Linked DNA regions of Homo sapiens: region 1 is linked to region 2. A link is a contact called in ENCODE Hi-C or POLR2A ChIA-PET data. All regions are on one chromosome and are shown on one strand. The core of a region is the stretch at or near the end of the contact, and the rest is flanking DNA. Distances in the headings are between cores, read along the strand shown. Region 1 holds the start of NLRP12 (NLR family pyrin domain containing 12). Region 2 overlaps CACNG8 (calcium voltage-gated channel auxiliary subunit gamma 8).

What was found. Hi-C counts contacts between places; a loop is a spot of excess contacts on that map. ChIA-PET counts read pairs that join two places held with the same protein, here RNA polymerase II (POLR2A). Pooled maps may share reads with other maps.
Region 1: a loop to region 2 is called in a pooled map, with 2.3 times the contacts of the local background. The contact joins the promoter of NLRP12 here to the enhancer-like site in region 2. A Hi-C loop is called at or near these places in 1 of 50 pooled maps. POLR2A ChIA-PET finds 5 or more read pairs at or near these places in 4 of 52 experiments (HEK293, Panc1, WTC11 and 1 more).

The regions. Positions count from the first base shown.
Region 1 is chr19:53,821,861-53,827,248 of GRCh38, forward strand. NLRP12 (NLR family pyrin domain containing 12) reads right to left here and starts at 2,454. Exons shown (of 10, transcript NM_144687.4): 1 at 2,026-2,454. The coding sequence starts at 2,314.
Region 2 is chr19:53,975,293-53,980,557 of GRCh38, forward strand. CACNG8 (calcium voltage-gated channel auxiliary subunit gamma 8) reads left to right here. Exons shown (of 4, transcript NM_031895.6): 2 at 2,854-2,937; 3 at 4,575-4,715. Among named protein-coding and RNA genes, the nearest start is that of MIR935, 4.4 kb to the right of the region's middle. RefSeq lists an enhancer at 4,691-5,223. Within about 2 kb of position 3,204, at least 4 of the 41 ENCODE cell types and tissues checked have a DNase peak (open chromatin) inside an H3K27ac peak, as active enhancers do; they include Panc1, where a contact is called at or near this core.

The DNA of each region.
Region 1 (5,388 bases), core at 1,204-3,703, 150 kb before region 2:
CCAGGCAGAACACAGCATGAACAAAGACCAAAGGGATGAAATTAGAATTCTGTACACAGTCATAAAAAAGAACAAAATCATGTTCTTTGCAGTAACATGGACGCAGCTGGAGGCCATTATCCAAAGCAAACTAATGCAGGAATAGAAAACCAAAGACTGCATGTTCTCACTTATAAGTGGAAGCTAAACATTGGGTTCTCATGGACAGAAAGATGGGAAGAAGAGACACTGGGGACTCGTGGCGGGGAGAAATCTCACCATTGGGTACTATTACTATGTTCAAGTACCTGCATGATAGGATCAATCTTACTCTGAATCTCAGCATCACTCAATATACCCATGTAACAAACCTGCACATGTACCCCTTGAATCTAAAAGTTGAAATTTTTATATAGATATAGATGTGTGTGTACGTAAATTAGAATTCCAGATCTCCCAGGCTCAGGGATTAGTATGAAAGAAAAGGGAATTGGTGGCCAGGCAGTGGTCATTCATGCCTGTAATCCCAGCACTTTGGGAGGCTAAGGTGGAAGCTCGCTTGAGCCCAGGAGTTCAAGACCAGCCCGGGCAACATAAGGACACCTCATCTTGGCCGGGCACAGTGGCTTATGCCCGTAATCCCAGCACTTTGGGAGGCTGAGGTGGGTGGATCACGAGGTCAGAAGTTCAAGACCAGCCTGGCCAAGATAGTGAAACCCCGTCTCTACAAAAAATACAAATACAAAAAATTAGCCAGGCATGGTGGCAGGTACCTGTAATCTCAGCTACTCGGGATGCTGAGGCAGAAAATTGCTTGAACCTGGGAGACGGAGGTTGCAGTGAGCGGAGATTGCGCCACTGCACTCCAGCCTGGGCAACAGAGCGAGACTCAGTCTTAAAAAAAAAAAAAAAAAAGGATACCTCATCTCTTTCTTAATTTATTTTTGAGATGGGGTTTCACTCTGTTACCCAGCCTGGAGTACAGTGGTGCAATCTCAACTCACTGCAATCTCCACCTCTCAGGTTCAAGCGATTCTCCTGCCTCAGCCTCCCATGTAGCTGGGACTATAAGCGTGTGCCACCACGCCTGGCTAATTTTTGTATTTTTAGTAGAGACAGGGTTTTGCTATGTTGGCCAGACTGATCTCGAATTCCTGACCTCAGGTGACCCACCCGCCTTGGCCTCCCAAAGTGCTGGGATTATAGGTGTGAGCCACTGCACCTGGCTACCTCATCTCTTAAAATATATATACACACACACATATACACACACATATATATACACATATATACACATATATATACGTGTGTGTATATATATATAAATTCCAGATCTCCCAGGCTCAGGGATTTTATATATATGTATTTTAAATATTTATTTTAATAATATATGTATTAAATATTTAATATATAATATTTATTATTTATATATATTTATATAATATACCATATTTATATAATATAGTATATTTATATAATAAATATATACTATATTTATATATAATATATACCATATTTAATATATATTTAATAATATAATTATATACATATTTTAAATATATATTTAAAATATATGTTTTAAATATATATATTTAAAATATATGTTTTAAATATATATTTTAAATATATATTTAAAATATATATTTTAAAATATATTTATTTAAAATATATATTTAAAACATATATTTTAAATATATATATTTTAAAAAAATATATTTTAAATATTTGAGGCAAGGTCTCGTTCTGTCACCTAGGCTGGGGTGCAGTGGCAGGATCATAGCTCACCGCAGCCTCGACCTTCTGGTCTCAAGTGATCCTCCCACCTCAGCCTCCTGAGAAGCTGGGATCACAGACGTATACCACCACACCTGGCTAATTTTTTTTATTTTTGGTAGAGACAGAGCCTCACTATGTTGTCCAGACTGGTCTTGAACTCCTCACCTCAAGTGATCTGCCCTCTTCAGCCTCCCAAAGTGCTGAGATTACAGGTATGAGTCACTGGACCCGGCTGGCATTCTAGCCTTGCCTGTCCCGCCACCTCCTTACCCCTCACCAGGTCCTCTCTCTGTCCTCTCTCCCACAGGTCCTTCCTGTTTATCCGCTCAAAGGTGCTGAGAGCCAACCTCCAGGCCTCCTCTGGCCCGAAGTGGGTGATGAGCAGCTGGGCCATTTCCAGGGGACCGGCCTTCTCCATGCTTCCCCAGGGGATCTTGCCTTCTCCCAGCTCTGTCGCGGTCCCCAGGTATAACTTGAACTTCTTCAGTTCCACAGCCTCGAGTTCTTCCAAGTAGGTGGACAGGCGACAGAGGCCGTCCCTGCCTGCGGTTCGTAGCATGGGGGTGCCGTGAGCCCCAAAGGAGAGGACCTGGAGGCTGAGATGCTCCTATGCACGGGACACAGGGCGACCCCAGCACACCTTCCATTGCATCATTCACAGGCAGCGGGCGGAGAGGCTGAGCCAGTGGTTGGAGGAGAGAGCAAGGGAGGAAAGACCTTTTGCTGAAATAATGCTTTCTCACTCTTCAGTTCCCTCCTGCCCTGCCCCACTCACCAATGGCTGTTCTGGGTGGAGAAGAGGAAGTTCGGGGGGAGATTAAGAAATCCGAGGAGCCACTTGGCTGATGAAAAAGATTTTCACTTCTGCTGTCTCTTCCTGGATCTCTTGACAAAACAGTCACTCTCTTTCCGCTTTCCTCTTGTTTTCCTCATTTCACTAGTGTGTGTGGTAGAGTGTATTATCAAAACTGCGACTGCGCCTCTTCCAGGGAGAATTTTTTTTTTTTTGAGACAGAGTCTTACTCTGTGGCCCTGGCTCTGCGATCTTGGCTCACCGCAACCTCTGCCTCCCAGGTTCAAGCGATTCTCCCACCTCAGCTTCCCTTGAGTAGCTGGGATTACAGGCGCCGGACACCACACCCAGCTAATTTTTGTGGTTTTAGAAGAGACAGGGTTTCACCATGTTGGTCAGGCTGGTCTCGAACTCCTGACCTCAGGTGATCCACCCGCCTCAGCCTTCCAAAGTGCTAGGATTACAGGTGTGAGCCACCGTCCCTGGCTTTTTTTTTTTTTTTTTTCTTTGAGTCAGAGTCTCACTCTGCCACCCAGGCTAGAGTTCACTGGCGTGATCTCAGCTCACTGCAACCTCCGCCTCCCAGGTTCCAGCGATTCTCCCACCTCAGCCTCTCAAGTAGCTGGGACCACAGACATGCGCCACCATGCCCAGCTAAGTTTTTGTAGTTTTGGTAGAGACAAGGTCTTCTTATGTTGCCCAGGCTGGCCTTGAACTCCTGAGCTCAAACGATCCGCCCACCTCAGCCTTCCAAAGTGCTGGGATTACAGGCATGAGCCACTGAGCCCAGCCTCAGGGAGAATTATTAAGGACCTCACGTAGGTCTGCTATTTTTTTTCTGTTCTCTCAGTCACAAGAGTGGCATGAGAGGGACTTTGCGGTAGGCAGGATGATGGTCCCCAAAGATATTCATGTCCTAATGGCCAGAACCTGTGACATTTCACCCTACATAGCAAAAGAGACTTAGCATATGTGACCAAATGAAGGCACTTCAGATGGGGACATTATCCTGGTTATCTGGGCAGGACCCATGGAATCACAAGAGTCTTTTTTTTGAGACAGAGTCTTGCTCTGTTGCCCAGGCTGGAGTGCAGTGGCACGAACTCGGATCACTGCAAGCTCCGCCTCCCAGGTTCACACCATTCTCCTGCCTCAGCCTTCCGTATAGCTGGGACTACAGGTGCCCGCCAACACGCCTGGCTAATTCTCTTTTTTTTGTATTTTTAGTAGAGATGGGGTTTCACCATGTTAGCCAGGATGGTCTTGATCTCCTGACTTCGTGATCCACCTGCCTCAGCCTCCCAAAGTGCTGGGATTACAGGCGTGAGCCACCGCACCCAGCCACAAGAGTCTTTATAAGAAGAAGACAGGAGGGTTAGTGTAAGAGGAAGATGTGACTGGGTGCAATGGCTCATGCCTGTAATCCTAGCACTTGGGGAGGCCAAGGCAGGTAGATCACCTGAGGCCAGGAGTTTCACACCAGACTGGTCAACACAGTGAGGCCCCATCTCTACAAAATATGTGTTAGCAGAATTTATGAATTCTGATGGAAGAGCAAGTTTATAATTCCCTCTGTCTCCTGCATCATGCCAACTTTGTTTCATGCTCCTAATCAATTAAGACCCCTCAGACACACACACACACACACACACACACACACACACACACACACACACACAAAAGCCTTCATAGCCAGGCGCAGTGGCTCACACCTGTAATCCCAGCACTTTGGGAGACTGAGGCGGGCAGATCACCTGAGGTCAGGAGTTTGAGACCAGCCTGGCCAACATGGTGAAACCCCGTCTCTACTAAAAATACAAAAATTAGCCGGGCTTGGTGGCACGCACCTGTAATCCCAGCTACTTGGGAGGCTGAGGCAGGAGAATCACTTGAACCCGGGAAGCAGAGGTTGCAGTGAGCCGAGACTGCGCCACTGCACTCCAGCCTGGGCAACAGAGCGAGACTCTGTCTCAAAAAAAGAAAAAAAAAATTAGCTGGGGTTTGGTGGCGGGTGCCTGTAGTCCCAGCTACTCAGGAGGCTGGGGCAGGAAAATCACTTGAACTCAGGAGGCGGAGGTTGCAATGAGCCAAGATCCCGCCATTGCACTCCAGCCTGGGTGACAGAGTAAGACTCCGTCTCAAAACAAAACAAAAAAAACCTTCACAGCTTTTTATGAGACATTCTCCCACATCCAGTCCCTTCCAGGACTAATATTCTGTTGCATGGCATGCAGCAGTTTTGAGCAGGGGAGGGATGGAGTCAGGTCTGGGTTAAGGAAGATTCCTCAAGGCCCTTGTGGAAGGCAGACCAAACAGAGGAGGCCTGGATTGGGAGAGCGAGAAGCTGAAGCCTTCATGTTTCAGGAGATGGAGATAATGCCTGAGTAAGGGCAGGCGGTGGGTGCATCCTGGGAGTGTGGGGATGGCAGTGATCATTAGAGGGGAGGAGAAAGGTTTGGCAAACCTGAACTACCTACAGACCCCATCTGAGCTTCCTCAAGTGGCTCACGACGCAGGCTCCTTCCACGCCACTGCTGCAGGTGGTGGTAAAACTAATTTCTAGGAATTCGGAAGCGAGGCTTGGGGGAAGCTGAATCCACATCTGTCTACTTCATGCTTCCACTTTCAAGATAGAACTTTCTCATGGGGAAAGAAGAGAATTGGCAACTTCTATAGCTGCTTCTGGGCTTAGTGCCATTTCTGGAAACACAAGAATGAATCTAAAGACAAGGAATGCCATTTTCCTTTTTTTTTCTTTTTTTTTTTTTGTTTTTAGTAGATGGGGTTTCACCATGTTGCCCAGGATGGCCTTCAACTCCTGAGCTCAAGCGATCCTCCCA
Region 2 (5,265 bases), core at 1,954-4,453:
GGTATCTCACTGTGGTTTTGATTGCATTTCCCCAATGATTAGTGAAATTGAGCATCTTTTCATGTGCTTGTGGACCCATTCAATCATTCTTTTTTTTTCTTTTTTGAGACTGAGTCTCGCTCTCTCGCCCAGGCTGGAGTGCAGTGGCGCGATCTCAGCGCGCTGCAACCTCCTCTTCCCAGATTCAAGCAATTCACCTGCCTCAGGCTCCCAAGTAGCTGGGACTACAAGCGTATGCCCCCACACCCGGCTAACTTTTGTATTTTTAGTAGTGATGGGGTTTTACCATGTTGGCCAGGCTGGTCTCAAACTCCTGACCTCAGGTGATCCACCCACTTGGTCTCCCAAATGGCTACGATTACAGACGTGAGCCACCACACCTGGCCCATTCAACCATTCTCTCATTAAAAATACTTATTAAGCACTCAATATGCACTAGGCACTGTTCTAGATGCTGGTAATACAGTGTCGAACAGCCCAGATGCTCACATTCATGATGTGTGTTTGAGTTTTGTTGCCACCATCAGCTGCGAAATGATGACCCTTTTCTGTTTCTCAGTTTCCACGTTTGGGTAATGGGTGCTATACATCAGCTGCTATCAACCGAGTACTTAATTGTGTTCAAGGCCAAGTGCTAAATCTCCACCTAGACCCAATCCCTCATATCAGTCCCATGAGGTAGGTCCTGTTCTCTGCATTTTATAGGTGGGGAAACTGAAGCAAGCTGGCCTATGTAACACCAGCAAGGACACAGAATAAGGAAGTGGTGGAGGCCAGCGCAGTGGCTCATGCCTGTAGTCCCAGCACTTTTGGAGGCTGAGGCGGGCGGATCACTTGAAGTCAGGAGTTCAAGACCAGCCTGGGCAAAGTGGGCAACATGGGGAAACCCTGTCTATACAGAAAATGCAATATTTAGCTGGGCATGGTGGCGCAAGCCTGTAGTCCCAGCTACTCAGGAGGCTGAGGCAGGAGGACCACTTGAGCCCAGGAGGTGGAGGTTGCAGTGAGCCGAGATTGTGCCACTGCACTCCAAACTTGGGCAACAGAGGGAGACCCTGTCTCAAAGAATAAAAAAAATGGAGACGTTCCAATACCTAACATTTGGCTGCCACAGCACACAAACCACATGATCTATTTCATAGGACTCTTGGGAGCATCAAATGAGTTGGCCCACCTAGCAAGCACCAAACGCACATTAGCTCTTGCCAGTATTACTCACTCCCTTATATTAATTCTTCCCAGTTCCTCCTTTATCCCTATTCTTTCCCCTACTTTCCTTTGCTGGTCATGGTCTGCCTGTGATCTCACCTTCTGCTATGCTTATATTCATTCATTAATTCATTCATTCATTCTTCATTCAACCCTCATTTCTTTCTCTCTCTCTTTTTTTTTTCTTTTGAGACGGAGTCTCGCTTTGTCACCCAGGCTGGAGTGTAATGGTGCAGCCTTGGCTCACTGCAACCTCCACCTCCTGGGTTCAAGTGGTTCTCCTGCCTCAGCCTCCCGAGTAGCTGGGATTACAGGCACCCGCCACCATGCCCAGCTAATTTTTGTATTTTTAGTAGAGATAGGGTTTCACCATGTTGGTCAGGCTGGTCTTGAACTCCCGACCTCAAGTGATCCACCCGCCTTGGCCTCCCAAAGTGCAGGGATTACAGGTGTGAGCCACCGTGCCCGGCCTCAGCCCTTATTTCTTGAGGTCTCCCGTGTGCCAGGCCTACTGCCAAGAAATGCTGGGACACACAGAGGAATCGGACTCCCATGCCCTACCCCCTCCAGGAACTCTCAGCTTACCGAGGACGAAGAAGATCATCTACCAACTAATGCATGTCCTACGGGGCACCTCAGAGCAGGAAACTGACCCAAGTTCGGTGGGAGGAATGAGTGTGCATGTGTGTCTGTGTGTGTCTAGGGAAAGCCTCCTCAAGAAGGTGCCTCCTGAGCTGCCTGCTGCAGGTAAAGTACTACATCAGCAAAGAATGTGAGCTGGAATGTTCCACAGCATGGGCAGAGGTCTGCAGAACTGGACAGAGCTGGGCAGTTGAGGAAACTACATTGTTTATACTTATATTTTTAATTTTTTTCTCCAGCTATGTGCTAGAGGTGGTAAAACATTAACTGTTCCCAAGGATGAGAAAATAGCTGAGGATGAGCATCTTAGGAGGGGAAGGAGATGAGGATGCATGACCCCTAGAGGCATACTCCACCCCTCACACACCTCTGCTTGCTTCAACTACTCCATTTCTCTCCAGAAGGTTCCAGGTTCCCTGCAGAAAGAGACTGGAACCTCTCTCTCCCCATCCCCACAGGACTAGAGACTACAACTCCCATGATCCACTGCGGCTGCTCTTCTCACAACTGGACTCCAGACTTCACGGGGTCTCATGGGAAATGTAGTCCTCATCGGCTTCCGCATCACTTTCCTTGTTTTTTTTCCCACGCATTTCCAGACTTTTCAACCAATTGAGAGGTGGGAAGCGCCTTGCTATTATTGAAGCCAACAACACCCTCTTTCTTACAGAGGTGGGAGCCGGAAGTCCAGAGTGCTGGAGCAACTTAGCGCAGCTTACAGGACCAAGGTCCTGTAGCCTTGCAGTGAGTGCTGCAAGGATGTTAGACTTTGGGTTTTTTTCCTTGCTTTTCTTCTTTTCTTTAACAGGCGGGGAAACAGACCAGAGAAGTTGAAAGTTTGTCCCATATCACGAGTCGGGCTCAGGAGCCAGGACTTGCGGTCTCCCAAGCAGCCCAGAGAGAGAAGGGGTTTGGGGAAGGGAAGGGTCGGTTGTCAGTGGGGTTGCCCCGCCCCCAACCCTGAAGTATCCGCCCCCACCACTGCCCTCCCCGCTCCTCCAGGGTTGAAAAGAGGCGTCTGCGTGAAGATCAATCATTTCCCGGAGGACACGGACTACGACCACGACAGCGCGGAGTATCTACTCCGTACGTGGGGGTCCGGGACAGACGTGGGGAGTGGGTCAAATCGCGGGGCCTGGAAGGCGTCGGGGTGGGTGCCGGGAAAAGGCACTGGGACTCCGGCACTTGGATCGACACGCCGAGGTTAGCCTCCCAGCCAATCCGAGTCCAGATAGTGAGATCCTCTGGTCCCCGATTGGCTGACTGATCTCGTTCCCGCCCCCTCCTCTCACCTTGGGGCGGGCTGAGGGAGGATCCTGGGCGCTAATTGGCCGCTTTGCTCTCTTTGGCCCTCGCGGCGACTCTGCGCCGTGACTGGTTGTGGAATCCCGGACTGGGATTGGCCACCGCGCCGCAGAGCTGTGGGGCAATCTGCGGCGGTGACGGGCCACTACTGGGAGCCGGCTGGGAAAGCCTGTATTGCCATTGGTAGCTACCCCGAGAACGCGGCAAATCCTAAATGATGATTGGCTGCGGCCTCAGCCAGGTTCCGAAATCGCAAAATCTAGTTGCCTGGGGTTTTAGGGGTGGGTGGAAAGGAAGGACTGCAGAGAAAAAGAGGAGGGCGGGGCGGGGAGTGGGGGCGGGGAGAGAGAGATAAGGGGAAGAAGGGAGGGAGGAAAAGAGGGAGAAAGAGAGATAGACGAAGTCAGGCCTAAAGGGGGTAGGGAGGGAGGGAAGGAGGAAGGGAGAGGAAGGGAGTGAAGAGAAGAGAAACCTGGAAGATTGAAGAAACCAGGCAGAAAAGGAGGGGAGAGAGAGACCCAGGAAGATAGAGGAGGCCAGGCGAAAAAAGGGGTGGGGTGGGGTGGGGTGGGGAAAGACCTAGGAAGACAGATGAGGCCAGGCAGAAAAAAAAAGAGGGGGGAGAGACCTAGGAAGATAGGTGAAGCCAGACAGAAAAAGTTGTGGGTGGGGGTGGCTAGGAAGACAGATGAGGCCAGGGAGAAAAAGTGGGAGAGAGACTTAGGAAGACAGATGAGGCCAGGCAGAAAAAGCGGGGTGGGGGGGGACCTATGAAGACATACGAGGCCAAGCAGATAAGAGGAGAGAGGGGAGACAGAGCCAGAAAGATAGATGAAGCCAGCAATAAAACTGGGTGGGGTGGGGGCGTGAGGAGAAGAAGGGAAGAGAAACTCAGAAGTAGATTCAGCCTGGCAGAAACGGGAGGAGGAGGAGGAAGGAAGGAATGTAGAGAGAGAGAGAAACCCAGATAGATGAAGCGAGGCAGAAAATGGGAGGGGGTGTGGAGAGAGGTAGTAAGTGATTTGCGGGATATGGAGAAAGAAATTCGCAGACGAGAGGAAGGAAGGGACGAGAAAGAGAAAGGGAGAGGATCCATGGAGAAGTTGGGAGAAAAACAGGGAGAGTGATTTCGATAAATAAAGAGGGGGAAAGATATTCCAAGAGAGAGAAAAATAGTCCGAAGAAAAAAGAAAAGGACAAAGAAAAAGAGGGAGAGAAAATCAGACCGAGAAATAGAGAAATTTTAAAAACAGGAGAGAGAATGAGGCAACAGTAAAATAAACCAGAACACAGCCGGAGAGAGAGAATCACAGAACTGTCGGGAGGCGCCGCGAGATGGGGGGCCGGGAAGGGGGCGCAGGCGGCCGCGTCTGACCGCCCTCGCTCTCCCTCCTTTTCCTTTCCTTCCTCCCCCGCAGGAGTTGTCCGGGCCTCCAGCATCTTCCCCATCCTTAGCGCCATCCTGCTGCTGCTCGGGGGTGTGTGCGTGGCGGCCTCCCGCGTCTACAAGTCCAAGAGGAACATCATTCTGGGCGCAGGGATCCTGTTCGTGGCAGCAGGTGAGAGGCAGAGGGAGGGGGCGACCGGGGCGGCCCACCTGGGCGCGCACGTGTGTGTGTGTGTGTGTGTGTGTGTGTGCGCGCGCGCGCGTGAGTGCAAGTGCGCGTTCGTGTGTCTGCAAAGCCACCTTGCCCCGAGCACCCCCGGGGGCCCGGAGCCTTCCTAGGCGGTCCCCAAGCTCCATCGCCACCCGCTGGGTAAGGTGGGTGTAGTTCTCGCGTCGCCTTCGGAGGAGTAAACCGACACAGGCAGGTGTCTGGCGCGTAAGACGCCGGGCGCTTAGGATCCCAAGCCCGCCGTCCTGGAGACGGAAGGGGAGGAGCTGGGGAGGGGGTGGGACCTTGAGACACAATTGGGCTCTTGAGGATAGAGAGGCGGGGCTGGGTCTTGGAGGGCGGGCCCAGGAGAGGTAGAAAGTGATCTGAGCGCCGATGAGGAGCCTGCTTTAAGGGGCGGGCCTTTGGAGACTTTGGTGGATCCAAGAGGGGGCTGGTCCTGGGAAACCGTCCAGGGCCGGGAAGTGGAAACTAAAGGGGCTGGGTAAGGGAG